4 separate regions of the Homo sapiens genome follow, and regions 2, 3 and 4 are each linked to region 1. The links are chromatin loops, found by intact Hi-C in ENCODE. Cell type or tissue: B cell. All regions are shown on one strand. Region 1 has its middle 8.1 kb from the start of RAB21. Region 2 holds the start of LOC124900332 (small nucleolar RNA SNORA17). Region 3 overlaps TMEM19 (transmembrane protein 19). Region 4 overlaps ZFC3H1 (zinc finger C3H1-type containing).

Region 1 (8,000 bases):
CCTGTCTGGAGGATATAGGGGAGAGTCATTTTCTTTGCCTTTTTCAGCTCCCAGAGGCCACCCACATTCCTTAGTTCATAGGTTCTTTTCCTACATCTTCAAAGCTCACAATGGTGGATCCCATAACTCTGATTTTGCTTTTGTAATCACATCTCTAACTCTCACTTCCACTTTAAAGAATCGTGTAATTACTGGAAACACCTGGGTAATCCAAGGTACTCTTACTATTTTAGGGTCAGATGATGAGCAACTTTAATTCTATCTGCAACCTTAATTCCCCTCTTTGCCACATAACTTAACATATTCACAGGTTCCAGGAATTGGGATGTAGATATCTTGTGGCCAGGGCAGGGGGAGGGCATTATTCTGCTTTCTACAATAACCCAACCATCAGAGTGAAAGTCTCAAGGGAAATTAAATTATATATAGTATATTTAATATAAATTATATATTTATTAATAAATATATTAGCCAATACATCTATTAATATTTTATCAATAAATATCTATTAATAAATATTATATCAATAAATACATCTATTAATAAATATATCGATAGATATCTAGTAATAAATATATCACTATACCTATTAATAAATATTTTATTAATAAATATATTCATTAACAGATATATTAATAAATACATCTTTTAAATGTTGAATTATATTTATAACATATAAATATATATTTATATTTCTATATAATTTAATATATGTATGTATATTATAATTTACATATAATTTAATATATGTATGTATATATTAAATTATATATAATATATGTATGTATATATTAAATTATATATAATATATATGTATGTATATATTAAATTATATATAATATATATGTATGTATATATTAAATTATATATATAATATATGTATGTATATATTAAATTATATATATAATATATGTATGTATATATTAAATTATATATATTTTGTCACCCAGGCTGGAGTTCAGTGGCACACTCTCAGCTCACTGCAACCTCTGTTTCCTGGGTTTAAGCAATTCTCCTGCCTCAGCCTCCCGAGTATCTGGGGCTACAGGCCTGTGCCACTATGCCTGGCTAATTTTTGTATTTTTAGTGGAGACAGGGTTTGACCATGTTGGCTAAGCTGGTCTTGAACTCCAGAACTCAGGTGATCTGCCCACCTCAGCCTCCCAAAGTGCTGGGATTACAGGCGTGAGCCACCACACCTGACTAAATATATATATTTTTAACTGAATGAAAATGAAAATATACCATGTTGAAATTTATGGATGCACCTAAAACAGTGCTTAGAAATATATAGCATTAAGTACTTATAATAGGAAAGAATAAAGATCTCAAGTCAGTCATCTAATTTTCCATGTTAAGAAACTGGAGAAAGAAGAGCAAATTAAACCCAAAGCAAGCAGGAAGTAAGAAATAATAAACAGCAGAAATCCATGAAATTGAGAATTGAAAAATAGTGGAGAAAAATCAATAAAACCAAAGTGGACTCTTAGAAAAATAATTAAAATTGATAAATCTCTAACTTGACTGACCAAGAAACTGAGAATACTTAATAACCAATATGAAGAATAAAAGAGGGAAGATCTCTACAGACCCACAGACACTAAAGGATAATAAGGGTATGCTATGAACAACTCTAATTAGGACCAGAAGTAGACTGAGGAAAGTTCATAATAGTGGTAAAGGAGAATAAGAGAGGAAGCTGAAGCCAGAGGAATATAGGGACTGATAGCCCTGAGAATGAAGTTAGTAACTATGAATTTGTATTGATGCACAAAATTCAGGTGGCTTAGAAAATTGTTCCAGAAGTTCACTTTAAGGTTGGTGTTTTGTGATGATGCAGTGTAAATATAAGGATATATGAAAATGAAATGTGCTGGTAAGAGTTTAGATACTCAATGCGGAGTCTGAACCTGGTTGTGAGCAGCGTGGGAGTATGAGGCAGCTAGAAGTCAGGGAGAGGGAGAGAGACCAAGAGAGGACTGGTGGATGGACTGGGGAGGGAGGCTGCGCTTGGAAGTTCAAGGAAATGGAAGTTTGCACAAAAGCCAAAAAAAAAAAAATAGTGAAAATGAAGTCATAAGAATAATACCTTTAGCCATTTATTTTGCACCTACTGTGTTTCAGTCATTATTCTATACATGGGATATAATGGTAAGCAAAACAGGCAGATCTCGACTAGTTCAGGAACTTACATCTTTAGTACTGATAAATAAGTAATTATAATACTCAATAATACATGCTAGGAAGTACTTAAAAAGGGGTATAGGAGAATGGTAAGATTTTGTTTTGTTTTAGAGATAAGGTCTTGCTCTGTCACCCAGGCTGGAATGCAATGTCATGATCATAGCTCACTGTGGCCTCAAACTCCTAAGCTCAAGTGATCCTTCCATCTAAGCCTTGAAGGTAGTTGGGACTACAGATGCGCACCACCATGCCTAGCTGATTTTATTTTTTTAAAAATTTTTGGTAGAGATGATGGGGGGGTCTCACTATGTTGCCCAGGCTGGTCTTAAACTCCTGGCCTCAAGTGATCCTCTTGCCTTGGCCTCCCAAAGTGCTGGGATTACAGTGCAAGCTACTGCGCCTGGCCTAACAACAGCTGGATTTTAATTAAAATCTTTTCCAAGTAGGAATGAGTAACCAATAGGAAAAAACACTCAAATAAGTGGTACTGAATGGTATAATTCTCAGTATACACTAGTATTAATACTTACAAACTTCCCATTCGACTACAGCTATCCCAAAGCTCTCCAATCTCAACATCACAAATCTGTAAGAATCCTCAGCCAAATTATTTCACCAGGGCAAAGCAATTTCTTTATTAAAGAGGCTTTTAAAATTCTCTACACTGACTGATTTCTCAAGAAGATGCGAAAGAATAGTCATTCAGGCCCATCTCAAATAGACAAATATCTCTAGAATTTCCAGTTTCATATGACTAGTGGCATCTAGTTTTTAAAAATCAACATACTGCAGACTGACTCATTGAGACTGTTACCATTCTGAACTGAAACTTTTTAGTAATTAAAAAATTGCTGTTCACTTTGGGAGGCCGAGGTGGGCGGATCACCTGAGGTTGGGGGTTCGAGACCAGCCTGACTAACATGGAGAAACCCCGTCTCTACTAAAAATACAAAGTTAGCCGGGCTTGGTGGTACATGCCTGTAATCCCAGCTACTTGGGAGGCTGAGGCAGGAGAATCGCTTGAACTTGGGAGGCGGAGTTTGCGGTGAGCTAAGATTGTACCATTGCACTCCAGCCCAGGAAACAAGAGTGAAAATCCATCTCAAAAAAAAAAAATTGCTGTTATACATCCTATTACCAATCATCTCAAACATACACTTCCATCTGATATAATTAGGTAAGCTTCATGCCATGGTTATTTCAAAATACAATTTCTAAAGGCAAAATAAAATACAATTGGCCCACCATTTGTGGGTTCTGCACCTGTGGATTCAACCAACTGAGGATAGAAAATATTCAAGAAAGAAAATGTCTGTACTCCACATGTACAGACTTTTTTCCTTGTCATTATTCCCTAAACGATGTAGTATAACAACTATTTACATAGCATTTACAATGTATTAGGTATTATAAGTAATCTACAGATGATTTAAAGTATACAGAAAGTTGGGAGGCTGAGGTGGGTGGATCACCTGAAGTCAGGAGTTTGAGACCAGCCTGGCCAATGTGGTGAAACCCCATCTCTACTAAAAACACAAAAATTAGCCAGGCGTGGTGGTGAGCACCTGTAATCCCAGCTACTCGGGAGGCTGAGGCAGAAGAATCACTTGAATCCAGGAGGTGGAGGTTACAGTGAGGCAAGATCACGCCACTGCACTCCAGCCTGGGCAACCAGAGTGAAACTCGGATGTGCATAGGGTATATGCAAATACTACACCATTTTATATAACAGACTTGAGCATTCATGGATTTTGGTATCCATGAGGAACCCTGGAACAAATCCCCCATGAATACTGAGGAACGACTTTACATATTTATGACTAAACAACGTTTTCGGTTTCTTTACTTGCCTTCCCTTTTTAACTCTTGAGAGTGTATATTTTTAGTAGAAACTGGTGGAAAGATCTGAGAAGCTGAACATTGGACTTAAATTCCTTCTTTGACAAACATATGTAAAGTTTCTTGGGACACTTTTAGTTAACAACTTAGGGAAAAATGGCTTGTGAACTGTATCTTCTCCCCTTTTCCACCCAAGAGTCATAGGATTTTGGAATATTCTTGTTTTCTACAACTCAGAAAAAAATCTCCCCATGGTTTCCTTCTTTTTAATGTTGAAGGACACCTAAATTTTGAATTACGCTGGCAGCTTTAAATGTATGCTGGCCAACCTGGTAAATTTTATTGGGCTGCTAGTGCCTCTCTGTGGCCAGTGACTACAATTACAGCTCAGTTTATTGCCAGTGAGAAGCATTTGAAAGATTGCTTCAGATGTACAAATAGTGGCTTTGGAAGCTGCAGAGGCCAGGCATGGTGGCATTCACCTGTAATCCCAGCTACTCAGGAGGCCGAAGCAGGAGGATCACTTGAGCCCAGGAGTTCTAGACCGGCCTGGACAACATAGTGAGACCTCCATCTCTATTAAGAAAAAAAAAAAAAAGCTGCAAAGAACCTAGGGGAATGAGATTAGAACTGACCCAAAGCTGTGGGGACCTGGGCTACACCGGGGAGGGTAGATAGCTAAGCAGGGACTGGATTTTGATTGAAAGGAGAAAGGGGTGTGCATGCTGGGTAGATATCAAACATGATCACTACACATATTGTAATTGTTTCTGTGTTGCCTCCCACACTAGAATATGAGCTCCATGATGGCAGAGACATCTTGCCAGGCACTCAACAACAAAGGTTGCTGAATGATTGAGCAATAAAGGAATAAATGGGATTCATTCATAGAAATTACACATTAGTTGATAGCTGCTATTCTATTACCCTTATTAGAGGCTTAAGATGGAAAATGCTTTGAGTAAATTTTTTTTTTTTTTTTTTTTTGAGATGGAGTCTTGCTCTGTTGCCCAAGCTGGAGTGCAGTAGTGCGAACTCGGCTCACTGCAACCTCTACCTCCCGGTTCAAACGATTCTCCTGCCTCAGCCTTCCGAGTAGCTGGGATTACAGGCACCCACCACCACGCCTGGCTTATTTTTTGTATTTTTAGTAGAGATGGGGCTTCACCATGTTGGCCAGGCTGGTCTCAAACTTCTGACCTCGTGTCATCCACTTGCCTGGGCCTCCCACAGTGCTGGGATTACAGACATGAGCCACCACACCCGGCTGCTTTGAGTAAATTTTATTTAACAATGCTCCATATGCCCAGGAGTATTTCTCAAACCTCATTTTTAATACACAGTATTTTATAGGCTTAGCTCCATTCATTCCTTTGTTTCAGTTAACACATATTAATTGAGCACTACATTCCAGAAACTGGAGATACAAAAATGTGACAGACACAGTTCTAGCGCATAGCAGACAAAATCCCTGCTTTGCTGGCAAACCCCCAATTTCAGCTCCCTCCACTGTGGCAGCTGCAGGAATCGTGTTTTGTTTTGTTTTTCTTCAGGTTCGTTTATCTCTCCTGTTGTACTCCTGTTTTTCTACACTTTAGCTCCTAATACTCAACTTATTCTTTTTTGAAAGGATGCATATTATAGTATATTAACCCAAATTCCTTGAAATTTCTTGTACTTGTAGAAAAGTGATATAGAAACAGTGCATCTGTAAGTACTAGAATTTCTCCAAGTAGTTATAAAAGTGTTTTTGAATTCTCCTTTTGTCTCTGAGGAAAAATCTAATTAGAATAAGAATGTATTTTCTGTAACAGTTGCTAAAAGGAACCAATGTTCAATGGAGGATTAAAAGTGCCTTGGGGATACAAGATAATTCTACGTGGAGAAATGAAGCTGAGAAAATACTTAAATGACTATGTGAAAGACATGCATAGATAATACTGGCAAAGTTGGAAATAGTTTCTTCGAGCTTTTGAGTTTCTTATTCTTTTACTACTTGTTCAGCCCTACTCTCTGTTTGCCTCCATAACTTAATATAACCAGTGGATTTATAATTATGACGGGCTGTAAAAATATACACACTTCATTAGGCTAAAGTAGGGTTTCTTGACCTTGGCAACATTGACATTTTGGGCTGGGGCACTTGTTGTGGGGCACTGTCTTGTGCATTGTCAAATGTTTAAATGCATCTCTAGCCTCTTCCCACTAAATGCCAGTAGACAAAATATCACCAGATATTACCAAATGTTCCCTGAGGAGCATAATTACCCCTGGTTAAGAACTAGTAGACTAAATCAACCATCTTTAGTTAAGTTCCTGAGCAAGTTTATTTCAACTCCTACCACTCAGTTGAAACCGTTCAAATCAAAATTTCAAATTGCTCTCTTGTAGCTAAACCAGTAGATACTTAAGACACATAAAGACCAGTCCATACTTAACTTCACCTCTCCAAAACATTTCATGATTCCCTTTTTCTTAGAATGTTCTCTTCTCTCCTTGACATTAACTTCCCCAGTTTTCCTCTAATTTCTTTGTGTATCTCTTTGCAGCTCCTGTTCCTCTACCCATCTCTTAAAAGTCATTGTTCTCAGGTGCTCTGTCCTAGGCCCTCTGACCCTCTCACTTTATACACTCTCCCTGGGTGATCTCCTCTACCCCTGTGGAAGCTATTTCTCTCTGTGCATTGATGATGTCTTTGTCCTTTTCTCAAGCCCAGATCTCTCTCCTAAGCTGCTGGTTCATAAAACCAATTGCCTACTAGATATTTATACTTGAGAATACCTCAGGCACTTCAAAATCAAAATGTACAAAACCAAGAAAGTACAATCAAAAAATGTTTTCTTCCTCCTGTGTTTTTTATTCCAGTGAAAGTCATCACCATTTACCAGTTGACTAAACCAAAACTGCAGGATTCATTTTTTATTCCTCCCTGTCTCTAACTTTCTCACTTTTCGTAACCATTGTTCCCCAAGTCTTGTTAACTCTACCTTCCAAGTCAGTGCTTTACAAACTTTACCATGAATAAGAATCACAAGGAGGGATTGTGAAAGAAAAGTTTCTTCTTGGATTCAGTTGCAGAAATTCTGATTTAATGGGGGTGGGGGATGGCAGAATTGTATTTCTAACAAGCTTCTAACTGCTGCTGTTGCCCTGAAGACTGCATTTTATGTCACACTGTCCTAAAAGACTTCTCATTGTTCCTATAGTAAAGCCCAAGCATGACTTTCAAGGTTGTATAGAATCTTATTTACCTCTTTACATTCATCTCTCACCATATATTTTTTCAATGGTAAATGAATGAGTGAAGGATGAATGAACCAGAGATATACAAAGGCCATTGACAATCCTCCATTCCAAATGAAAAATAAGAATTATCTGACTCCTTGACTCTAGCTATTTCATCAAAATTCAACAATTGAGGTCTCTACATGGTTATATGATCATACTGGGATTCATGATATTGGTCTTTTTTTTGTTTTTCCTTGCAGATGGGGTCTTGTTTTATCATCCAGGCTGGAGTACAGTGGCATGAACATAGCTCACTGTAGTTTTGAACTTCTAGGCTCAAGTGATCCTCCCACATAGCTGGAACTATAGGTGCATGCCACTATGCCTACTTATTTTCTAAAATGTATTGCAGGGCCAGGCACAGCGGCTCACTCCTGTAATTCCAGCACTTTGGGAGGCTGAGGCAGGCGGATCACTTGAGCCCAGGAGTTCAAGACCAGTCTGGGCAACACAGTGAAACCCCATCTCTACAAATACAAACAAATTAGCCAGGCATGTTGGTGTGTACCTGTAGTACTAGCTACTCAGGAGGATGAGGGGGGAGGATCACTTGAGCACAGGAGGTCGAGGCTGCAGTGAGCCAAGATTGTGCCACTGCACTCCAGCCTGGGCAACAGAGTGAGACTCTGTCTCAAAACAAAAAATATTGTAGAGACAGGATCTTGCTATGTTGCCCAGGATGGTCTTGA
Region 2 (8,000 bases), 110 kb before region 1:
CTTAATCTCTTGGAATTTACAGCAAAGAGTTACTTTATATATACATCTTACCCTTAAAACTATCATAAAAACTTTCTGCTTTCCAAAAGTAAAATATTTCTATAAAACCCTCACCCCAAAGCGATCTTGTTCCAGTTTACGTTTTCCTATTTCTTTACTGGCCACTGCCTTTGCCCGAGCAAGCTCTTCTCCATATTTTAGAGTCAAAGCTTTCTTAATTGTAACACGCTGTTGAACTCTGTGAATCTGAAAAATATAGAATAATCCTGAAAATGTAAATGAAAACCTTAAAACAGGAAATTTCTTCTTCTCAAACACCGTGGCTTTTGAGCATTCAACTGAAAATAAAAATATTCCAATATTATTTCTCAACAAGAAACTATAGGTTATGCATATTTTGCTGGCTTTAGTATACAGTGGTTTGTCTTACAGAAAATTTGGCCTATAAAAATGTGTAGTAAACAGGAGACTACAGTATTTTAAAATAATTACTTGTTCCTGAAGCTTCTTCAAAAACATTCTGTTAACATTAAGAATTTTTTCAGTTGCTTGAAGCTGTTCTGTAAGTTTTGTAATCTTTGCTTCAGCATTTCTAACAGATTCTTTCTTCTTAGCTTCTTGTTGCACTAAATTCTTTAAAACAGATTCATCTTTCATCAAGAGAATCCTAAATGAGAAATAACAAAATTCTTGTTAATGTTTCCCTACAAGAGCAGACTGTCAGAATAAAAAAATTTTCAAAGTAATAACACAATTTTTAAAAATGCATCTACGAGACACAGATAAAAATGTAAAGGGATGAATATTTTTATATTCATCACACAGGTATTTAAATTAACATTGCTACACTGATAATAGTAACTATGAGACTGATCTTTTAAAAAAAAAAATTTAAGCCTGAGGTAACGTGAATTACTGTTGAAAACTTGTAGTAAATATTCAACGTTGGGCCAGGCACAGTGGGAATGCATTTCCCTAGTTCAAGCGATTCTCCCGCCTCAGCCTCCCAAGTAGCTGGGATTACAAGGCATGCACCACCATGCCCAGCTAATTTTTTTGTATTTTTAGTAGAGACAGGGTTTCACCGTGTTGGCCAGGCTAGTCTCAAACTCCTGATCTCAAGTGATCCACCCACCTCGGCCTCTCAAATTGCTATGATTATAGGCGTGAGCCACCGCGCCTGGCCGGTATTTTTATTTAAACATTAATTTCATTACTTTATGTAAATGTAGTGTCATTCAACAAAATGACAGACTTCTACATTCTACAAAGTTTAAGTGAGAAAATGTATAATCTTATAGTACGCTTATTAATAACATACACCACAAAAATGTATTTCTCTACCACAGGAACAATTAGATATGTGAAGATAACAAGGCTCACCTATGTTTTTTCAGTTTTGATTCTGCATCTGTAACCTGCTTAGTAACCATTGCTATCCTGCCAATACCATCAATTTCCACATCAGAGTTTGCTGGGGATGATGAACTTGTCTTCAGCTGATCTGATTTAATCAAACGCTGTTTCTCACGGCTAAAATTATCAAAAAGGATATATGCATTACACCCAAGAATAAACTTAAACTATTTTTAAAATGTATTCTATTTCATGCAGTAACAATATTAATCACACCGACTAATAATAAAGATGATGACCAATATGCAAGACCCAAGTCAGCATTCAAAGTTGATAGTGGAGTCCTTCTCTTTGAGTGTTTTCATCTTTTTTCTAAGCTGGTTATGTCCTAGCACATCACTCTATTCAAGTGTATGTATGACCATCCAGCACCATCTTCTGTGTGAGTTATAAAACATTAACTCTGTATCTTGGATAAAACTATCATCACTCATTCCCCAGTGCCAAGAAACTCTATAAGAGAAGTTTTGAAAACATCACATACTTTTAATGTTAATTACATAAAATTACACTTACTTGGCAATCTCTTCCTTTAACAATCTATATTCAATCTTCTTTTCTTCAGGCAAAGCCTCCGGTGTTCGCAGAGGATCATTTTCTTTTTCAGATTTTGGAGGTACTTTCGGTTTTGAAGCTTGCTAAAAAAAAAAAAACATTTGAAGTCAACTAGATCATCAGCTTTCCAAAATTCCATACTAAGATTTATATTTTACATTGCAACCCAGTGTATACTGAATTTATTTAGAAATACCTGAATGTCATCATTTTCTATTCTTTTTTCTAAAACAATGTTGGTTGATAACTACTAAATTGTATACGCCACCAAGTAGTGAAGATCTACAGTCTGAAAATCATTGAATTAAATCACAGCTAAACAACTACTGAAATAGGGAAAAAACGATAAAAGTTGTACTTAGAGAATACATTTTAATAAAAACTGTTTTCTGGTAACACAACACAACTCTAAAACAACAGTCTCCTTACTACACAGAACAATTATCCAACCAATTTTACTATTTTGAAAAAGGAAATACTTAATAGGAAACACAAATAATGGAAACTTTTAATAGTAAAATCAATCTACATTGATACATGCTTCATTATATAAAGTCCTAATAGCACAAATACTTAAAATATTTCCACAAATCAATGTTATTAAAAATCTATAACTTTATGGTTTAATTTTCAGGAAAAAATAAACTTTACTGATCATCAAAAGGTCATCTTTCTTTCCACCTTTAATTATTGCACTTACCTCAGCAGTTCGTCTTGCTTCTTTAATCATGGACTCTAATCCACCAAAAACACTATTTGTTGACTTGGAAGCCTCTCCATCAGATTCACTATCATCTGAATCATTTAGTGTTACAACCACTGATTTATGCTTTGGAAGCTGCAAAGACAATATATTTATTACTCGTGATAACAAAAGGATGTCATTTAACCTTGTTCAATTTCAATCCACAAAAATAATGGGCTCCAAGTAGACAGTCTATGGCTCCTTCTAGGGTTGTATTACATAATCCACTGAGTCGACCAATACTGGTTATATGACTGAGACATAAAATGTTGTATATTCTTTAAGACTTTCTATTCTATAATTACTCTCATTAAAATTTTATTTTCACTAACTTTCTATTATAAAGAACCACAATGCAATTTAAATTAACTCTTTTAAAACCAAAGAAAAATTTTGTTAATTTTACATAATAATTATCAAAATTCTGTACTTTGTGGTTACATATAGAGGGTAAATTGCCAAAACTGGCTTACCTAACAGGAAAGATTTCAACTTGTCTTTGTTCTATTTATTTTACTTTGAAGCCATTACAAAACAAGGTAGAAACAAACTATCATTTCAACCTCCTTAATAAACATCATAAATAATTTCTTCCATCATAGTGTAGTCATTGGTTGGAAAACATACACAAAGTATACAAAGAGATGGGAGAAATAAAAAACATGCAATTTGTTAAAATTTTGACTCCAAAAAGATAGAAAATCTGAATGAGCCCATTTCTATAGAAAAAAAGCTGAAGAAATGTCAGAGGAAAGTACACCACTCTGATGAAAACAATACCTCCCCCAACACACTATCACCAAACTCTTACCAGTTTTCAAGTGAAGGTGTTGCTCTCATTTTATCATTAATAAATTAAAAATAAATTTTAAAAATTTGTATTTATATGTGAATATATGTGTGTATATAAATAAACCAAGGGGTAGAAAACAGGACAGCTAAACTTCATAGAAATTTATCATAACTGTTTGAATAAAAGTAGCATTAAATTTTTGTTTTTACCGAGATCACAGTTCGTGGAAGACGGGGTCCTCTGTGAAACTTTGGATTCTGTATCCTAGGCTGAGACACTGTGTTAATACTGACTATTGATAGATTGCTTCTTGGCACAGGATGTGAATTGTTCAGAACTGGAGGTGAAGGTGGGTCACTATTACTGGATGTTTCCTACATAAGGAAGAGAAAGACATTAAACATTCCTAAATAAAAATAAATTTCTGCCACCTTTAAAAATCTTGAGCATGTTAGAATTATCCCCACTTTGCTGAAAAGCCCAATGATGCCCAAGTAACCAGAAAAAAGTAGGACTACCGTAAAGCTAAGCTCAAGAGCACCACCTAGAGGTTTAGGTACCTAAATTACCTCTGGCTTAAAAGCTCTTTTATTTGCTAGAGATTTAAGTAGTTCTTCTCGAAGCAGCATTTCTTCCTCCTCTTCCTCATCTGCAAAAGGTGGTTTTGGAGGCTGTTCTGGATCTTCAGGTGGGAGAGGTGGTAATGGTGGTAGAGGAGGTAGAGGTTCAAGAGAAACACACAAGCCTTCCACATAAGGCTGGCTCAAAGGTGGCAGAGACTATTTTTTAAAAAAAGAAAGAATTACAACGCAAATTTTATCAACTCAAATGCTTCTCTCTGCAGCAATATTAAACTAGAAAAAAATAAACTTTACATTATTATTTTAGCTGTAAATATAGTAAGCTAAGTATATGTTAACCTCAAAACAAACCAGAAATCAATAGCCAACCACGAAAAAGTGTTATTTTTACAATTTTAAAAAAAATCAACAATATTTGAAACATTTATTAACTTCAAGGAAAATTATAGAAACTTCTCTGTTCCAATTCTTATATCCATTTAGCATTCTAGAAGATATAGATATCAAACTATACAGGGTCCTTCCTTCTAGATGACTACCTGAAAGCAAGTAGAGGTACTGAAACCCAAGACATAATATTTCAGTAAAAAATAAAAATTAGAAACCAAGGGATTCTGTGAATAATAGTCCAGAGTACTTTAATCATTAATTAAGTATCAAGAAGAATCACCACTACTCTCTTAAAATGGCTTCTTAAAGAATATCTATAAAGGAAACTAATTTTACACAAATCCCTAAATTTGGATATGTATTTGCATCAAAGATCTTCCACTATTTCCCTTGGCATTTAGTTCATTTATTCATTCCCAAAAAGAAAACATTACAACGAAGAAAGTGCTGTTTTCTCTCTCACTATCGGCTCTAATATTCCCCTCACCATATATGTTCTAGAAAGACACTAGACGTCTTTCCTGAAACGGAAAAGTTCCCTCTTACACCTACTGAGAGATACTCAATTTGATCTCTAGGTCCTCTCAATCTAAAAATAATGTCAAAACTTTTAATGTGTGATTCCTCTACTTCCTTTTTTTCCTTTTCCTTTTATTGTTTTTATTTTTTTGTTTTATTTTTAGTGGGAGGACTGGAGATGGGGGGGAAAAGAAATTAACTTCATAGAAAATGCTTTTCTTTTGCTGGATTTTCAAGTTAAAAATAACCATTTTTATGAAAAGAGGAGAAAGGAGAGTATTAATTTTTAGAAGCATCCTAATGCATGTAAATTCCAATTCCCTAAAAAAGAGACAGTCCAAAACAGTAGATAACTTCTGTTTTTGAATAAATTTTCTGAGTAGCTACTATCTGAGAGTAAAGTGAAGAAGGAAACATGATAGGTACCGAAAAGTCAACATGAAATTAAAAATTAGCTATGAAAAAAATCTACCAAATGGATAGCTTGCTGGTATAATCAACTGTTTATTCTACGTATTTCATTGCTATTAATTCTTGGTAAGCAATTCTGATTTTTTAAGCCCTCTTCAAACCTAACCATTCGTTTTTAAAAACAAATTAGAAAAGACAAGACAAAATAATTTTCTTAGAAATCAATTCTGACTTACAGAAACCTGAGGTGGTGGAGGCAAAGAAAGAGATGGTGCTGGAGAAAAATACCCCAATGAACATTCAGAGAAAAATGGCGGTTGCACTGGTGAAGGAGCTGTAAAAAAATTTTTTGTTAAGAGTTTAATAACAGAAATACTTCATCAGGAATATATTAAGTTTATGTTATGTTTGAAGAAATACATCTAGGTGGAGTGCAAATTAGATTTTATCAACCTCTGATAAAATCTTTAAACCCCTCATGAGTCCACCTCCAGCCATTTAAAATTGTCATATCATCATAAAGTCAGCCATTCACTTTAAACTAATAATTAGTCCCTCAAAACTCTCACTTTGTTCCACTTTTAACCTAATGATGAGAACAGGGAATAAAGCAGGAAAAGACAGAAACATACTTTAAAAAAACAAACAAAAAAAAACACAAGCATATTTTTTAAGAAATAATGAAACAAAAAATTCCCTTAAATTCTGCCAAAGTGCCCTAGCCAAAGGAAAACAATGATGTGGTGACTTCATTATTCCCTTCTTGTGGAGCAAAAGAAAGTTGAGGACATGGACCATATAAGCTGTGTTGAAAGTAAATAAAACTAGGAATGAGAAGAATTACTTAGTGTATTTAGTCAATAAGGTGCACATTTTTTCACATTTTAATTTTGAAATAATTACAATTGATGCATCTCAGCATTTTTCTTCCTTGGTAGCAGATAAAAATAATTGTGTATTTTATCTTCAATGACTTGTTAGGCTCACTGAAATACAGCAGTTTCAAAGACTACTCTTACTACCCTACCCACTAACTATATAATCAGAGAAAATCTAACATTTCTTCTTTATCCCAGTTGTCTCACAAGTCAATACATTATTATCCACATGCCTTATATGGGGTTGACTTGAGTCCCAAATGAGATAATCTGAATATACACTAATCTTTGGAACATTTTACATAGCGCTGCAGATGTGGCTGCTGTGTCACATTTGTGTTATTAGGTGGCAGAGAGAAGAGAGGCTATGTCTATGCTCAGTGTTCTGCCCCATGAACATTTGAATGTTTAATAGTCAGACACTTGATGGTGCTATTGTTTTATGGACTTGGCATGTTTTCCCTTCCTAGTATCTGGGAGAGAGGGTGGACCTAGTGAGTGCAGTGATCTCCGAGGAAAGCCCTCCAGGCTGCACTATCCTCATCCAGATTTAACCAGCCCTGACTCACTGCCAGGTGCCAGGAGAGGCTTCTGAGGACTTTCTGACCTTTGTGTTGGGTCAGCCACTAGGGGGTCTGAAAGGACAGTGGGAAGGTAGAGGGTGCCCTCAGCAAGAGTAGCCTTCATTCATGAATTTTAGAAACTAGTGGTAGGAAAGATGAAGTCCATTATGTGCTGGTTCATGCTACCCACCATGTCAGGATCATCCAGGAGGACAAAGAACTAGGCAAGTGTTTGCTGGTGTTTGATTCAGTTAATAGTATTAACAGCAGCCACTTTTACTATGCTCTTGATTCTGTGTCAAGCTTTCTTGTTATTTATTTTTGAGACAGAGTCTCACTCAGTGCCCAGGCTAGAGTGCAGTTTTATTGTGCTCTTGATTCTGTGTCAAGCTTTCTTGTTATTTATGTATTTATTTTTGAGACAGAGTGTCGCTCAGTGCCCAGGCTAGAGTGCAGTGGCACCATCTCAGCTCACTACAACCTCCACCTCCCAGGTTCAAGCGATTCTCCTGCCTCAGGCTCCTGAGTAGCTGGGACTGCAGGGGTGAGCCACCACTACTGGCTAATTTTTGTATTTTTAGTAGAGGCGAGGTTTCACCATGTTGGCCAGGCTGGTTTTGAACTGCTGACCTCAGGTGATCCTCCCGCCTCGGCCTCCCAAAAGTTCTGGGATTACAGGTGTGAGTCACCGTGCCCAGCCATTCTTGTTTTTTAACACAGGAAAGAAGCTGACAGAACTTGTGACTGGCTTACAGTGTGAGCACTGGCCAGAAAGACCAGGTGGACTGGCCCCAGCCCAGATCAAGATGCAGAGGCCAAGATGTGGGCCTTGCCCTGTGCCAGAAGGCTGGTTGGAACAGAGGTGCAGATACAGGCTCAACCTGCTCTGGGACCACCAGTGGTGCTCAAGGTATTTGCAGCCTCAGAGCTTGGCTTTCCACAAGTCCACCCACCCCCAAGGCCATGCAACTGCAGTTCCTGCTCTGCTTTCATTACAGGGAACGGGCAGGCTGGCACTGGGATGCCCACTGCCTCTGGCCTCTCTACCTTGGTGGCACTGTGTGCTCCAGCTGGCCAGGGGCAGCTGCCGGGACCACCCCATCATTTTAGTATTCTGATTTTTAAGTTGTTCTGCCACTGTGGTATCCT
Region 3 (8,000 bases), 52 kb before region 1:
TGTTGACCAGGCCGGTCTCGAGCTCCTGGTCTCAAGTGATCACCTGCCTGGGCCTCCCAAAGTGCTGGGATTACAGGTATGAGCCACCATGCCTGACCCCTCTTTTAGCAAATTTTTATTGAACACTTACTGGTATGTACTACTGTTCTAAAAACTTGGGATAGATCTGTAAACAAAAAGAACGTGGTGTCAGTTCTCATGGAACTTATATTCTTTAGGGCAGATAGATAATAAATAAAATATATAAAACTGTTCAGGTAATGATGAAGTTTATGAGAAAAATGAAAAGATAATTGTAAAGTGTGTATGTTGGAAGATGTAGTGCATTCTTCTGTAAATGGTGTCAGGTGCTTTTCTCTACGGAGGTCATTTTGCACTGGTATCTGAAGAAGCTAGCAATGAGATCTGACAGAATCATGTTCCAGGCTGACAGAATAACAAGTGCAAAAGTCCAGATATTTTAGAGGCTTATTTGAGAGTAAGAATAATAGGGCTCATTTGACTAGAAAATAGTAACGATAGGAAAAGAAGTGAGAGATAAAATTGAATAAACTCTAGCAATGTGCTCTCGTGGTCCTATGGTTTTGTCAATTTTGCAAAGGTCAAAACTGTTGTACTCTTTTTCTTAAAGAGGGAACCCCAAATTATATAAACTTTGGGCTCCACAAGGCCTGGATCTCCCCCTTATTTCATTTTTAGGGCATAGAGAGAATTAAATGCGATAATTTAAAGTCCTTACCTCATTGCCTGGACACATAGCCAACATTTATTCAGTGCTTGTAACTATTATTATTAGGCAGAGTTCTTCAAAATCATGCCAATTCTCTTCATAATTAAGAAATACTGTTTAAGTTATATTGTGAGATTTCTTTTCCTTTTGTGGGGTAATTGAGAATTAAAGTTAACTAGACATACTGATATTTTTATATGAATTTTATTTTACCATATAATCAATAAGTATTAGGAGTGGTTATATTTTATCTATTTAACAAATGCTTATGTCACACTTTCTATGTACCAGGCACTGCTGTTAGCACTTTGGTAGTATTAAATCATTTATAACATAATTTGAACAATCTCTGCTTAAATATAATAACATGGACTTATGCTTTGCTAAAAAAAGTTCTTTCTGGGCTGGTCGCAGTGGCTCACACCTGTAATCCCAGCACTTTGGGAAGCCAAGGCAGAAGGATCACTCGAGTCCAGGAGTTTGAGACCAGCCTGGACAGCATAATGAGACTTCACCTCTACAAAAAAAAAAAAAAAAAAAAAAAAAAAAAAAAATTAGCCTGGCGTGGTAGTGCACACCTGTAGTCCCAACTACACAGGAGGCTGATCGTGCCACTTCAGTCAGCTTGGGCAACAGAGTGATACCCTGTGTCAAAAAGAAAAAAAAAAAAAGCTCTTAGATATCATTGCCTTGGAATTTATTATTCTTATAGAAAAAAAGGTCAAGTCCTTCTTGAAATTCTGTCTTCCTTGGGCTTCTGTGCTGTATATTGTCCTGCTTCTCTGACTTTTACGATCTCTACTGTTGTTTCTTTCCTGCTGCTAGAAGGGCTGCCTTGTAGCCCTTGGACATCTGCTCCTCTCCTATGTTGATTAGAATTAAAAGATATGAAACCTAACACTGCCACCTGTTACCAGTGCAAACTTGGGCATGCTGCCTAACTCCTAGGAGACTCACTTTCTTAATCTCTTATGAAATACCTCCAATAGTAATATCTTATGGACTTATTGGTAAATCTCAAACAAGATATTATATGAGGCAACACATCTTTGTAAACTATACAAAAATGTTCATTGTTAGTGATTATGTAGTTTCAACCATATTTTTATACGTGAATGACTATTAAATTGGCATTGCCACAAACATTTCTTTCTTTCTCCGTACCTCTGCTCACATTACTTCTCCCCCTCAACCTCTCTCCTACCTCATTATATATGCTGATTATTATTATTATCATCTGCATTAATAGAGAAGTATATAGAGAGGTTTGAAGGATGAAGAGACAGTTCTGGGCAGAAAACAATGAAAACTGCAGAAAACTGAAACTAACACTTGCAGAATAAAATTAAATGAAGTATTCTCACTTAAAAAGTTTCTGGTTCTAGGCTTCTTAGTGCTTAATGAAGTATTCTTATTGAATAGGATTCAAATCTCATGAAGTCATTTATTTGCTGCCAGCCCTTAGAGTTGGAAATGATCAAATGTAGTAGTAGATGGAAGCATGTCCTTAACTTACTTTCAGTAGTAACTGATAGTTCTAAAGTCAGGTAGCAAAAATATAATATGCATGTTTCTAAAAATTATCCTAGTGCTATAACATGCCACTTGATCTGCTTGAGCATAAAGGAAATCTGCTAGATTATAAACTCCTTGAGGACAAAGAGTATCTTATGCTTCTGTGTCCCATGTTTCTTTGAATAGTGCTAGATACATAATAGATGATTAGGAATAGATGTAGTCTGATTTTTAAAAACCTTTGCTTTTTTCCTAATTATTTCATTCTATGAACTGTTTATCTTTTCTTCTTTTTTGTAAAAAAAAAAATTATGGCCAGGTATGGTGGCTCACACCTGTAATCCCAAAACTTAGGGAGGCCAAAGCAGGCAGATCACTTGAGCCCAGGAGTTTGAGACCAGCCTAGGCAACGTGGTGAAACCTCGTCTCTACTAAAAATACAAATATTAGCCAGGCATGGTGACAGGTGCCTGTAATCCCAGGTACTTGGGAGGCTGAGGCAGGAGAACCGCTTGAACCCAGGAGGCAGAGGCTGCAGTGAGCTGAGATCATGCTGCTGCACTCAAGCCTGGGTGACAGAGCGAGACCCTGTCCCAAAAAAAAAATTTTTTTTTAGAGGCAGGGTCTCGCTCTATCACCCAGGCTGTAGTGCAGTGATGCAACCATAGCTTAGTGCAGCCTTGAATTCCTGGGCTCAAGCAGTTCGCCTGCCTCAGCTTCCTGGGTAGTAGCGACTACAGGCACGCGCCGCCACACCCAGCTTTTCTTACTGTTTGGAACTTTTTGTTTCCTTAAGGATAAAAAAAAATCTAATGCTGATTTAAAGTATATCATAGTAGTTGGGAATATTATCCTAGAGTATGACTGCAAGTCACTTAAACTCTCAGTGTTGTACTTGTCCTGTCTATAAAATGTGAAGGAATAATGGTATCTATAGCAATGAATTATCATGAAGTGTTATCCATGTAAAATGCTTAGCACAGTACTTGGCATACAAATATTTTATAGATGTTAGTTATTATTACTGTTTTCCTTCCACTACTGCTATTCACAGTGATATAGTTTGACCATGTCTCCACACAAATCTCATCTTGAATTGTAGCTCCCATAATTCCCACATGTCAAGGGAGGGACCTGGTAGGAGGTAATTGAATCATGGGACAGGTCTTTCCCGTGCTGTTCTCGTGATAGTGAATAAGTCTCACGAGAGCTGATGGTTTTGTAAAGGGGAGTTCACCTACACAAGCCCCCTTGCCTGCCGCTATGTAAGATGTGACTTTGCTCCTCATTTGCCTTTGGCCATGATTGTGAGGCCTCCCCAGCCATGTGGAACTGTGAGCCAGTTGAACCTCTTTTCTTTATAAATTACCCAGTTTCAGGTTTGTTTTTATTAGCAGCGTGACAGCAGACTAATACACACAGTTATAAGAAATTTTACTTTGCTACATCATGACTTTAGTGTGTCTAGGATTTAGAAGTAAGAGTTACAGAACTTCCTCAGGATCTGGGTATTTAGAACCATTCATGACAGAAACATATACCTCAGTGTTAAGAGGATTAGGCAGGGGTTCAGTCACAGTCAGTCTCTAAGCTGCACACTGAAGTGGAGGGCTCTGGTCTCTTGGAGAGAGAGCGAGCATTGCCAGAATAAGGAGAGGGTCACATGAGGGGGATTTGTGGCAAAGTGTTTGTGGAAGAGCACAGCAAGAGGGGGTGTTGTCAGGAAAGGCCACTGGTGGTGCTCTGTGTGGTTTCACAAGGGTGGCCTGACCTCTTTTTGGTCACTATACTTTGGGTCTGGTTTCAGTCTTTCTGAAGTAGAAGCCTCACTCTGTCATGTACCCAGAGTTGATTAGAGCCTAGAAAACTGGTTGAGTGTTGCTCATTGTCATAAAGGATTGCTATATGAGCCAGAATGCCACTTCATTAATCAGATAGAAGAACTACCAGGCAGAAGAACACAAACATCACTGTTCAGGCATGCCCTATTCTTGTAGTCAGGCCACTTGAGAAGTCAGATTATAATTAGAAGGCTGCTTTGGTGAGTACAAAGTCTGAGAAACAGTTATGCAAATCCACAAATCAAAGGTTCCCCTCCCTTGGACATGGTTCAAGAAGTCTGCCAACCTCTGGTTCTTTTGGCCTTCACTTTCTACATTTTGGGCTAGCCAAGTAAATTATTATAGAATATGTATGAAGCAATAGGTGAGCTTTGAGTTTATTAAATTACTATGAAATTCCAGTCCTGCCTTTCTCTTTTATGCCTCCTGGAGATTACCCAGGTCACCCTGGTTGGAATTTGGGGTATAACTCTACTCCCATTGTCAGAAATTTGTAGACAGTGTCATTTTACTCCCCCAATGCTATCTGTTAGGTACAGAATTTACCTGTTTTAGGCTCACAAGGCAACCATAGTCCTCAAGTCTTCAAATTATTTGGGAGTGCCCTATTGTCATATATATGAACCCCTTATCAATGATATTTAGAGATCTGCAGGATGGAGAGGTAGAAAAGGTATGAACAGGAGATAGCAGTTACTAATCTAAAATGTAGACATAGGTAGGAGTTGCCAAAAGTTCCAAGCGATCTTTACACTGCATGAAAGAAACCATTCCCTCAAAGCTTGTCTTGTTCATTTCCTCAATCTGAAGCTGTCACCAACATGAACATTAATTGCTTCATGTGGTATTTTAAGGTGGCTGAAGTAAAAAGGATATAGATGCCATTTGTAACATCTCAGTGTAGGTTGTGTAGGGCTCTTCTACCTTGGGTTTGTTTAGAGACGGTGGAACAAATTGTTAACAGTGAATATTCATGAAGAGGAGGAGGGGAGACACTTTGACTTTCAGTTTGTATACTTCCATGTGTTTTGACTTTCCCCTTCAGTAGTTGCATACAACTTTTGTAATGTTTTAAAAATCAGTTGAAAAAACTTAAAGGTTGGATAACAATATTGTAATATTTATCATTATTATTGTTGAGCTTTTGCCACTGGAACTGTTGCTGTTATTAGTATCCATGATATTAGGTAACACTTATTAAGGACCTCTTACATCCTGGATAATATAATAAGCATATTACAAAAATTATCCCTGACTTTTTACAGCAAGCCGGTAAAGTCAGAATTCTGATTATTCTCATTTCACCAATGCAAAATTGAGACTTAAGGAGGTTAGGTAACTTATCCTAATCTTGAAGAGGTAAGTGAAGGAGCCACAGTTTGAACTCTAGACTGTTCAACTCCAGAGCTGAAGCACTTTGTTATTATTAATACTTTATATCAAGTTACCCTGTTTCTGTACTCTCGATTAAAAGGTACCAAAGTTAAATACCAGTAATTGAGTATCTCTGGAAGGGTCAATGAGTAACTATCTCATTGGTTATGATATCTGAACTTTGAGCTAAGCAATGGAAAGGGTTATTATAGAAAAAGAAGGCCAGGTGCTGTGGCTCACTCCTGCAATCCCAGCACTTTAGGAGGCCAATGCTGGGCAGATTGCTTGAGCCCAGGAGTTTGAGACCAGCCTGGGCAATATAGTGAGACCCCATCTCTATTTCTAATTTTTTTAAATTAAGATAATTTTAAAAATATTATCTAAAATATTATCTTACATTCATATGGCATTGCTTGAAAGGAGATTAAAATATGGTAAAAAATGTGTACTCAAAATGGCATTCAGTTTACTGCTTGCTAAGAATTTAATTGGTAAAATGCAAATTGCTAGAAATGTACATTTCAGGTTATAATATAAAAATAATGGAAAAAATCCATTCTTTTTTCACAGCATTGATGTATGAATTGAATATAATTCTGTGTTTATATATGTTTCTTTCAGGGCTAGTCGTTGGATTTATCCTAACCATTGCAAATTTCAGCTTTTTTACCTCTTTGCTGATGTTTTTCTTGTCTTCTTCGAAACTCACTAAATGGAAGGGAGAAGTGAAGAAGCGTCTAGATTCAGAATATAAGGAAGGTAAAATTATGTTTGATATCATTCAAAATAGTAAACTTCATTTAATCCTAACATAAGGTTTTTTTTTGTTTTTGTTTTTGTTTTTTTTTTTGAGACGGAGTCTTGCTCTGTTGCCCAGGCTGGAGTGCACTGGCGCAATCTCGGCTCGCTGTAAGCTCCGCCTCCCGGGTTCACACCATTCTCCTGGCTCAGCTTCCTGAGTAGCTGGGACTACAGGCGCCTGCAACCATGCCTGGCTAATTTTTTTGTATTTTTAGTAGAGACGGGGTTTCACCGTATTAGCCAGGATGGTCGCAATCTCCTGACCTCGTGATCCGCCTGCCTCGGCCTCCCAAAGTGCTGGGATTACAAGCGTGAGCCACTGCGCCCAGCCAACATAAGCTTTTAATCAGAATGTTGTTTAAACTGTCAAAACACATCAATTTTATATGAGAATTCCTTTAGTAGCCAAATTGAGTTTATAATTTATTTCACAACAATGGGAAATGACAGCAGAATTTTAGAAGCACTAGAGTCTATCATGATTTTTCCAGATTTGTTAATAACAGTATAAAATCTGGGCAAATGTACCATAACACTTTTACTGTTTTTAAATTTTTTTGTTGTTTTTCTTTTCTTAAACTTTAAAACATAAACACCTATAACTGCATGGTTTTTCTTCTAAGGAGGAATCATTTGTTTGTCCTTTTCATCTGTTTGTTTCCAGGTGGGCAAAGGAATTGGGTTCAGGTGTTCTGTAATGGAGCTGTACCCACAGAACTGGCCCTGCTGTACATGATAGAAAATGGCCCCGGGGAAATCCCAGTCGATTTTTCCAAGCAGTACTCCGCTTCCTGGATGTGTTTGTCTCTCTTGGCTGCACTGGCCTGCTCTGCTGGAGACACATGGGCTTCAGAAGTTGGCCCAGTTCTGAGTAAAAGTTCTCCAAGACTGATAACAACCTGGGAGAAAGTTCCAGTTGGTGAGTTTTTTCTTCTTTTTGACCCATTGGTAGACACAGTTGGTGAGTCTTGATTTGAGATTCTTTAAAAAAACCAAAAAACCTCTTGATGTAATGTATTTTAGAGCCTTTTAAGAACTTTATTTAGTCTCTTTAAATAATAATTGGAAAATTTCTGTCGACTATTAAATTGGTAATAATAAATAATATTTGCAGGAAATGTTAGCAAGACCTAGATAAGCAATACAGGAACATAGAGATTGATTTGCAAACATATCAGTAGGGAAGGAAAAGAGAGGGAACAATAGAATATTTATTGAGGGCCTGTTAGGATATCAGTGCTTTAAGATATATCTCAATTCTCCATTATCAACATTATCAACAACTACATAGGTTGAGCATCTCAAATCTGAAAATCCAAAATCCAAAATGCTCCAAAATCTCAAACTTTTTGAACACTGACATGATGCTCACAGGAAATGTTCATTGGAACATTTCAGATTTACGATTTTCAGATTCGGGATGTTCAACTGTTAAGTCTATATAATGCAAATATTCCAAACTCTGAAAAAATTTGAAATCCAAAACACTTCTGGTCTCAAGCAATTCAAGTAAAGAGAATACTCAACCTATACTGCTTCTTTTTGTCCTCTGATGCTTCTCTTCCTCTTCGTCCCCTTCTTTTCTTTCTACCCATCCTATCCCCCATCATCACCTTCTCCTCCTTTTTTTTCTCCTCTTCTTCATCATCATTGTAACAGCTAGCATATTTTAGATACCTACTACAGAGCACTATTCTAACTGCTTTACACGGATTGCCACTTAGTACTCCTAATAATCA
Region 4 (8,000 bases), 120 kb before region 1:
GCTCACTGTAACCTTCGCCTCCTGGGCTCAAGCGATTCTCATGCCTCAGCCTCCCGAGTAGCTGGGAATACAGGCGTGAATCACCACGCCCGGCTAAATTTTGTATTTTTAGTAGAGATAGGGATTCATCATGTTGGCCAGACTGGTCTCGAACTCCTGACCTCAGGCAATCCGCGCACCTTGGCCTCCTTGGCTGGGATTACAGGCGTGAGCCACTGTGCCCGGCCCTAGTCTCTTTTACGTAGCATACAATTTAGACTATATACTAACACACAGTTATATGGCCTTGTATGTTTAATAATTATGACAAATGTATAGATTTTATCTTCTGACTAGGCTATATACTTCCTTCAGGAAGAGGCTTTATATCTTGTAATGTGTTCCACAATAGTCGTATCATTTAATATAGAGAAGCAACCAAACTCACTGACTGATGGAGAAAATATTAATTGGTTGAAAAGATAGAAATCTTTAAACTTCCACCTTAATGGACTGCTAAAAAAAAAAAAAAGTACCTAGTTCTCTGATTTAATCAATTCATCAAACTTACATAATTTATTTTCTCTACGCATTTAACAGATATCCTTTGCCACAATCAGAAAGATAAACAATGTAATATCGTGCAGTTATTGGTTTTCAAAGATGCCAGTGTCCATCTTCTCTGATTCAAGACTTAATTTGCCTAATAAATTGTGAAACTAAAACTTGCAATATAGAGATATAAATTTGTTCCACTTAATTACAGAGAATCACAATAATGGGTAGTTAATGTTCTAAACACTGATGTTATAACAGTTGATATTACAATTTATAAACTTTATACTTACCTTCAAAAACTGCTAACAACATGTCAGGATTAGTCTTTACATCTTGAACAGCTTGCCATGGCATTACAAATGATTCAGTGTTAACAATTCTTGAAGGATTATCATTAGATGGATCATAAAATTTTGAAGGGAGAATGTTGAATTCAATAAGATGTATGTAGGCCAACCATGCCAAACATCGATCACTGGTTTTAAGGTATTCAGCTACTATTCCATCATTAGCAGATTTCAATGCATTCTAGGCAAAATTTAAAATTTTTTGATAAAAAAATTAGAGATGTCAGTACCAGATTAACATAATTTTTACTATGCTAAAGTTTATGAAATAATAAAAAGGTCACATTTATTTGTACATTTTAAGTGTCCTGATACTTAAAATCTAATAAGACAAAGACAAAACAGTAAAAAGAAAAAAAATCTTTTAAACCACACCCATATAGATTATTTTCATCAGACTGATTTTTTTCCTTTATGGCTTAAATCTTGAAGTTTACCTGTGGATACTTAACATAAAATATTTTCATTGAAAACTTATAAAAACTCTAAAGATATTACACCCATCAGGCAAATGAGGAAATAAAGTCATAAACTTACCCAATGTCACATGACTTACTAGTAAGTGGAAAAACAAGGATTCAAATCCAAATCTTGTGCTTTCAACCATTAAATAATGCTATGGATAACGGTGTAGACCTTTTAAACTTTTTCTGCAAAATGCAATTAAATGCTGTACCAAGTGCTTACCTGTAAAATTGCCAGTGCACTTTGGCATCTTCCAGTAAATATGTGCAGCTGAACTCTAAACAAAAGAGCCTCTAAAAGCTGAAAGGACAAAATATTGGATGTTTCCTGCTTGGCTGCTCCCATCAGAAACTCCAACATTCTCTCACATACGTAATCCTTTTCTTCAAAGGTACTTTCTAGGTGTAGAAACTGCCCAAAGGGCCTTTATATTATTAATGTTGCCTTTCAGGAATAAACCAAAACTACAGACTTTTCACATTTCATTAAGAAACCATCTCATAGTAAATCTTCAACTTCTGCAAAAAGGATTACTGTAAAAATGTATAACTCCATCTTCTAGTACTACAACCTAGACTCCCTCTTCTATCACATATCGAAAAGTGGAATCAGATGAAAACTAAAACAATACAGATATACTCTTAGAGATATCACTGAAGCAATTTCATTTCTCTTTTCCCTGACTTAAAAGGTAAATCGCAGCAAGATCATGATGAATATCCAAAAGTACACATTTATTATCACATACAATTTGTGTTGCTTAGGTGTGTGACTGTATAAAAGTTTTGAGAATAGATTTGTATTAGAAATGTGCTGGACGCGATGGCTCATGCCTGTAATCCCAGCACTTAGGGAGGCCAAGGTGGGTGGATCACGTGAGTTTGAGACCAGCCTGGCCAATATGGTGAAACCCCATCTGTACTAAAAATACAAAATTTAGCCAGGCACGGTGGTGCATGCCTGTAGTCCCAGCTACTTGGGAGGCTGAGGCAGGAGGACCGCTTCAACCCAGGAGACGGAGGTTGCAGTGAGCCAACATCACACCATTGCACTCCAGCCTGGGTGACAGAGCGAGACTCCGTCTCAAAAAAGATTTAAAAAGAAAGAAAGGAAATGCATGACAAAACACATTAAAGACCAAGCAATTTCAAAGAAAAATATTACATCTTTTGAATATTCCACACCCTATAAAATCTTGTAGTGATAACAGCATTCACTTAGGTACAATGCTCTAGGTTAAAAAAAAATCAAGCATGCTTTACTATCCAAATCTGTTCACTACCTGAGTTCAAAGAGTAAGAAATAGAGTAGCAAGTTTATTAAGCGGTATCATGTTATCCAAATCTATTTGGTTCACAACTTCAGTTGGTAAGTAAATGACAGATTTGACAGCAATAGATTTATTTAAAAATTTATCTGAAACTAATGGCTCCCAAGTTCAGGTGATAAAAGTTCAGGTGAATATTTATTTTATTTCTCAAGTGGATCAATTATAATTTTAAGTCTGGGTAAAAAACATCCCATTCTTGGCTGGGCATGGTGGCTCACATCTATAGTCCCAGCACTTCAGGAGGCCCAGGCAGGAGGATTGCATGAGCCCAAGAGTTCAAGACCAACCTGGGCAACAGAGCAAAAACCCATCTCTACAAAAAATCTAAAAACTATCCAGGCATGGTAGCACGCATGTGTGGCCCCAGCTTTTCAGGAGGCTGAGTCCAGGAGGACTTGGGTCCAGGAGGTAGAGGCTGCAGTGAGTCACGACTGCACTACTGCACTCCAGCCTGGGTGACATAGAGAGACCCTGCCTCAAAAACTGACAGCCAAAAAAACCATCTCATTCTCTTGGAGAAAGAGGAAGAGGCCATTTTTTCTCAATCAAATGTTTTTAGCTTGGCAATTTTAGATATTAGTGTGAATTACAGATTGGGATTATTTCTATAAGCAATGGAAACAAATAATAAAAAGACAAAAATGTTTCCTGGCAGTCATTATAATTTTATAGAGGCAATTTAAGATAAATTTAAAAGAAACAATTTTTTCAGGTGTTTTGCAAAAGCTACACTTAACTTTGCCCAAACTAAAACTGTGTAAAAATAGGTAAGTGTGAAATTTTTAACAATTTTACATTTTTTCTTTACCAATAAAGTTAACAACAACAAAAAAATCACCTCTTCACTAAATATTTTCTTCTTGCTTAGTCTAAATTCTGATCCAGAAGTGGCTTTGTGGTTACTAGAAACTGAAAGTAAGGTTATTATGTCTATATTCAGATAAAGCATATGCTCTATTAAGCTACTTATCAATTTTTAAGATGATCCAAATAATTATACACACACACACACACACACACACACACGTACGTTATCTTTTCTACTCACAGTCCAAAAGCTTTGATAATCTGGAGCATATTCAACAGCTGTTTCACACATTTCCTGCACCTCGTCCTTGGTTCCTCTTTTTGAGAACAATCTGAGGTAATGGCACCAAATTTCTGGATTGTCTTTGTTATTTTCCAATGCTCGCGCCAGAACATTTAAAGCAGAATCCAAGGATTCTGAGCACTCCCTGTATATATAAAAGAAAAGGTGGAAGTGCTTTTTAGAACCTGCTTGAAAATTTAAATAGGGCTAATCCAATGAGTCAATTTTAAAATTCCATTTTCTACTAGAATTTACCAAGAAGTCAGGATCACTTATGAAAAGGGGTACTAGATTTCAGATTTTAAATCACATGCCTAAAAGTTTCTGATTTTCCACAGACCCAACAATTTTTTTAAGTGAATGTTCAGTAAGCATTTACCACAGATAAAAGTACAGTGTTATAAAACCACTAAGATTATCAACTTCAAATGTGCTTTATGTCCATATTCAGCAATACCTTTTATGATTTACACCATTTGGGAATGCGAAAAGTTAAACAACTCTCTCTCAAGGCCAGCTACTGCAAGTACAAAATATCAAAGCTTTCAGTATAATAGTTCTTTTCAACGGTCAAGGGCTTGCTATCTCTTGGAGAAGATAATTCTTTCTCATGATCCTATTCATAAAATAATGTATGGTTCTTTTGGCCTTCACTCAGTAAATGAGTCAGAAAAGAAAACACTGTAACTTATCCCATTAACATGGAAATGACACACAGGAAAGTTAAATAAGCAACACATCCAGGCATGTGTGGGTTTATTAGCACTCTGCAGCACTGCCTTATTTAAAAGCTTTAAGATAGTCAAATATTTCAAAGAAACGTGTAAAAAAAAAAAACCCTTGAATTATTGTAACTATAAAGTTATAATTATGAAAAGATTATTCTTGGCTTATTTCTACTACCAAGAAGTTAGAAGATGCCATTTGCAATACAAACTATTGGTTGTATAAGTTATTACCATTTACCTTATTTAAATACATATAATTTAATATGACAGAGACAGAAAGAAAATTCACCATAATTTGGAAGTTCTCAGATAAGCTTTAAATATCCATTACAAATTAACAAAATTTAACCTGTTCCACCATTATTTTATCATAATTTTATTAACAAACTATGACTACTATGATTTTTTTAAAAAACAATCAACCATTCCACTAGTCAGAATTTACTGTTTTAACTAATCCTACTTTGAAATAAGAGCCTACTGGAGTAAAAAACTTTAGTATAATTTATTACCCATACACTGAGCCATGCACACAAACTCAAGATCTAATCTTAAACTTGTCTAATAGCTTTTAAACAATAAAATGCTTTTGGCTTTGTCAAAAAACAAAGACTCCATTGATACTAGGAAAGAAACCTGACTGATTACCATAGGTAAAAAAACCTCAAACATAAAAATATAAATGTGCAACTGTTTACACAAAGATTTGAAGTTGACCTACCCCTCATTTTGATTCAAGTACTTGTACGCAAGCTTGAGCCAAAGTTGTACATGAGAAGGATTTTCAAGCACACTTGCTTCTAAATTAGCGATGTCATCAGTCTCATTTGTAAAGTATCTGACATCATCTGGAGTGACAACTGTATCCAGAGCTGGAACATTTATTTGGTTCTCTGGCTGGAAAGCTATTTAAAAAAAAAGTATTATTAGCTTCACATTTTCTTTAGTCCACAGATGCAAGAAAAAGAAAACAATTGGTCTCATCTTTAAAGTAACTTAAAAACCTAAAGATTCTAATGACATGTACTAGCTCACAGCTTTAAGGTAGAGCTATGACATAATTTATCACCCAAACCAGGACCCTTCTGAGTGGAAAGAGGTGCTACTAAAAATTACACCAGAACAAAAGGAGTAATTAGAACTCTGCTATTTTAAGGCTAAGTGACATTACCTTTTCAGTCCACTTAACAGTAACTATGATTCAACTGCTTTTTCATTATTATCAAATGAATTCACATTTGTTAAACTGCAAATTATAATTAAGAAATTAAAAGTCATAATTTATAAAGATTATTCTACTATATCTAAACTAGAAAAACAGTGTTACGTTAGTGTAAATAAGTACATAATAGCATACATCTCTTGGATACTTGCTAATTCACAAATAATGCAAACTTGAAATTAGAAAGTAAAATGTGCCTAACATACAGGCACTCATTCATACATTATTTTGTTCATTAGTTCATTCATCATTTGTTCATTCTCATCTTTTGAGCCTTCTGCATGTCAGAAAACATATTCAAAGATGAAGTAAAATAGAACACCTGCCCTTAAGGAGGACACAGGCTAGGCAGTGGTTCTCAAACGGGAGCTACCTTCCCCACCAACTAATGTATGTTTGGAAATATCTGAAGCAGTCATAATTATTAACTAAGCAGTGCTCCTTGCATTTACTGGAGAGGAGCCATGAACACAAATATCCCGCAATTTCAGAGGCAATCCTGCACAGTGAATTAACTGTATTGTCTAAAAACCCAATGGCATCGTTTTTAAAAAAAATTTTTTTTTAACCAGGCAGGCTGATACACCAAAGGATTAGCAAAGTGTTAAATAAAGATGGAACACCACAATTTAATAATTCTGGATCTTAAATTACATAACTTCTTACCATACTTAATTGGTCCTGTAGACTGTTCCTCATCACTACTGAAGCTATTATCTGAAATAGGTTTTCTCCAAAACTTTGGCTTCCACTTTCTTTTATCTTTGTAGGTTGTAAATGGAGGAGCTAAAGTAGATAGGAGAAGATTGTTAATTGATATAACTAGTTTTTTTTTTAACATTTTGAAGGATACTCAAATAATATTTGAGAAGAACTACATTCACTCCATCTTAGAAATGATACGTATTTTTTTTTTTTTTTTGAGATGGAAGTCTCACTCTGTCACCCAGGCTGGAGTGCAGTGAGTGCAGTGGCGCGATCTCAGCTCACTGCAACCTCCGCCTCTCGGGTTCAAGTGATTTTCCTGCCTCAGCCTCCCAAGTAGCTGAGGCTGCAGGCACACGCCACCACCACCCGGCTAATTTTTCTATTTTTAGTAGAGACGGGGTTTCACCATGTTGGCCAGGCTGGTCTCGAACTCCTAACCTCAAGTGATCAGCCCACCTCAGCCTCCCAAAGTGCTGGGATTACAGGCGTGAGCCAGCGCACCCAGCCTGGAATGATATGTATTACATTAAGAACATAATACCAACAAAATTTCTGTCATACAGAAACTAAAAAGTCCTTTTCAGAAAGAGATACAGTACACACACACACACACACACACACACACACACACACTTATATATGTACTTACTATGACCTTTACTTTCATTGATATTGCTAACAAGGAGAACAGCCATCTGGTCCATTGACATTCGATCTTTGTTTACTCCAAAAAGTTTCTCAACATATTTTTCTGAAATAAGAGCAATGCAATCTTCATGATAAATATCAATTACAGAGACTAGGATAATTAAAATGTATGACGTGAACTAGTTTAAGAATTAAAGGCGATTATATGGTACTAGTCAATAACACCTATGGCATTTGAAAGGGCAAAGCCTGTATTATCTTAACTACTATGGCAAATCCTACCACATCATATACCCCATTTGGGATTAAAAAAAAAAAAAAGTAGTTCCTAAAATGAACTAAGTAATTAAGTTAAAGTCCCAAATTGGGAGCGATAAAATAGATTCAGTGACATTACAATCACTCTGGGCTGTGATAACACCAAATTTAGTAATTATTATTTTCTTTACTTCCAAAAGATTTGTAGCTTGAGGTTTATTACTTGGCACCAAATCTGAGAAAAAGCTTAATAATATTTGCTCACAAGTGTATCAAGTCTTATTTCATTATAGAATTGGAAACAACAGCCATCGTAATTTCCAGCCTTCCTCTATTTTTTGAAAACAATAAGTAAAAATAGGCTCCTATGTTAAAATCAATAGTAAAGTTTCTATACAAATAGCTTAATATTTTCTTTTAAATAAATGGAACTAAATATTTAAATGAGCTCTGTCCAAAGAACTTTCTGAAATGTTGGAAATGTCTTAAATCTGTGCTGTCCTACTGGCATGCACTTGCCACATGTGGCCATTGGGTACTTGAAATGTGGCTAGTGTAACAGAGGAAGTAAATTTTTACCGTAATTATACTGGATACAGCAAATCTAGATAAAGTATTATGGGTAAATACACTGAATTATAGTAAGTATTTTACAATGTCAACAACT

The links. Hi-C counts contacts between places; a loop is a spot of excess contacts. Peaks named below come from ENCODE experiments on the same cell type or tissue, not always from the same donor. Only the 100,000 strongest peaks of a DNase experiment are listed, where the experiment ranks them.
Region 2: it touches region 1 in a loop (10-fold over the local background); 46 of 110 quality-filtered maps call a loop at or near these places.
Region 3: a loop joins it to region 1, with 5 times the contacts of the local background. A loop is called at or near these places in 55 of 110 quality-filtered maps.
Region 4: it touches region 1 in a loop (6-fold over the local background); 37 of 110 quality-filtered maps call a loop at or near these places.

Annotation. Positions count from the first base shown.
Region 1 is chr12:71,742,790-71,750,789 of GRCh38, forward strand. No RefSeq gene overlaps it. Among named protein-coding and RNA genes, the nearest start is that of RAB21, 8.1 kb to the right of the region's middle. RefSeq lists a silencer at 5,076-5,285. In B cell, a CTCF peak has its summit at 4,374; a DNase peak (open chromatin) is centred at 4,372.
Region 2 is chr12:71,632,772-71,640,771 of GRCh38, forward strand. It overlaps ZFC3H1 (zinc finger C3H1-type containing), which reads right to left. Exons shown (of 35, transcript NM_144982.5): 7 at 5,647-5,744; 8 at 4,079-4,288; 9 at 3,719-3,883; 10 at 2,672-2,809; 11 at 1,933-2,054; 12 at 1,384-1,533; 13 at 493-667; 14 at 115-246. LOC124900332 (small nucleolar RNA SNORA17) reads left to right here and starts at 6,584; the gene lies at 6,584-6,712. In B cell, CTCF peaks have their summits at 4,060 (motif pointing left) and 4,265; DNase peaks (open chromatin) are centred at 4,050 and 6,910; H3K27ac peaks cover 2,399 bases.
Region 3 is chr12:71,690,355-71,698,354 of GRCh38, forward strand. TMEM19 (transmembrane protein 19) reads left to right here. Exons shown (of 6, transcript NM_018279.4): 3 at 6,082-6,219; 4 at 6,926-7,180. Among named protein-coding and RNA genes, the nearest start is that of TMEM19, 8.3 kb to the left of the region's middle. RefSeq lists an enhancer at 4,177-4,276. In B cell, no CTCF peak of the experiment used is centred here; DNase peaks (open chromatin) are centred at 1,487, 3,377 and 4,297; H3K4me3 peaks cover 2,724 bases; H3K27ac peaks cover 6,897 bases.
Region 4 is chr12:71,622,533-71,630,532 of GRCh38, forward strand. It overlaps ZFC3H1 (zinc finger C3H1-type containing), which reads right to left. Exons shown (of 35, transcript NM_144982.5): 19 at 7,077-7,178; 20 at 6,386-6,505; 21 at 5,219-5,402; 22 at 3,728-3,914; 23 at 1,572-1,760; 24 at 828-1,065. Among named protein-coding and RNA genes, the nearest start is that of ZFC3H1, 37 kb to the right of the region's middle. In B cell, no CTCF peak of the experiment used is centred here; a DNase peak (open chromatin) is centred at 3,759; H3K27ac peaks cover 1,046 bases.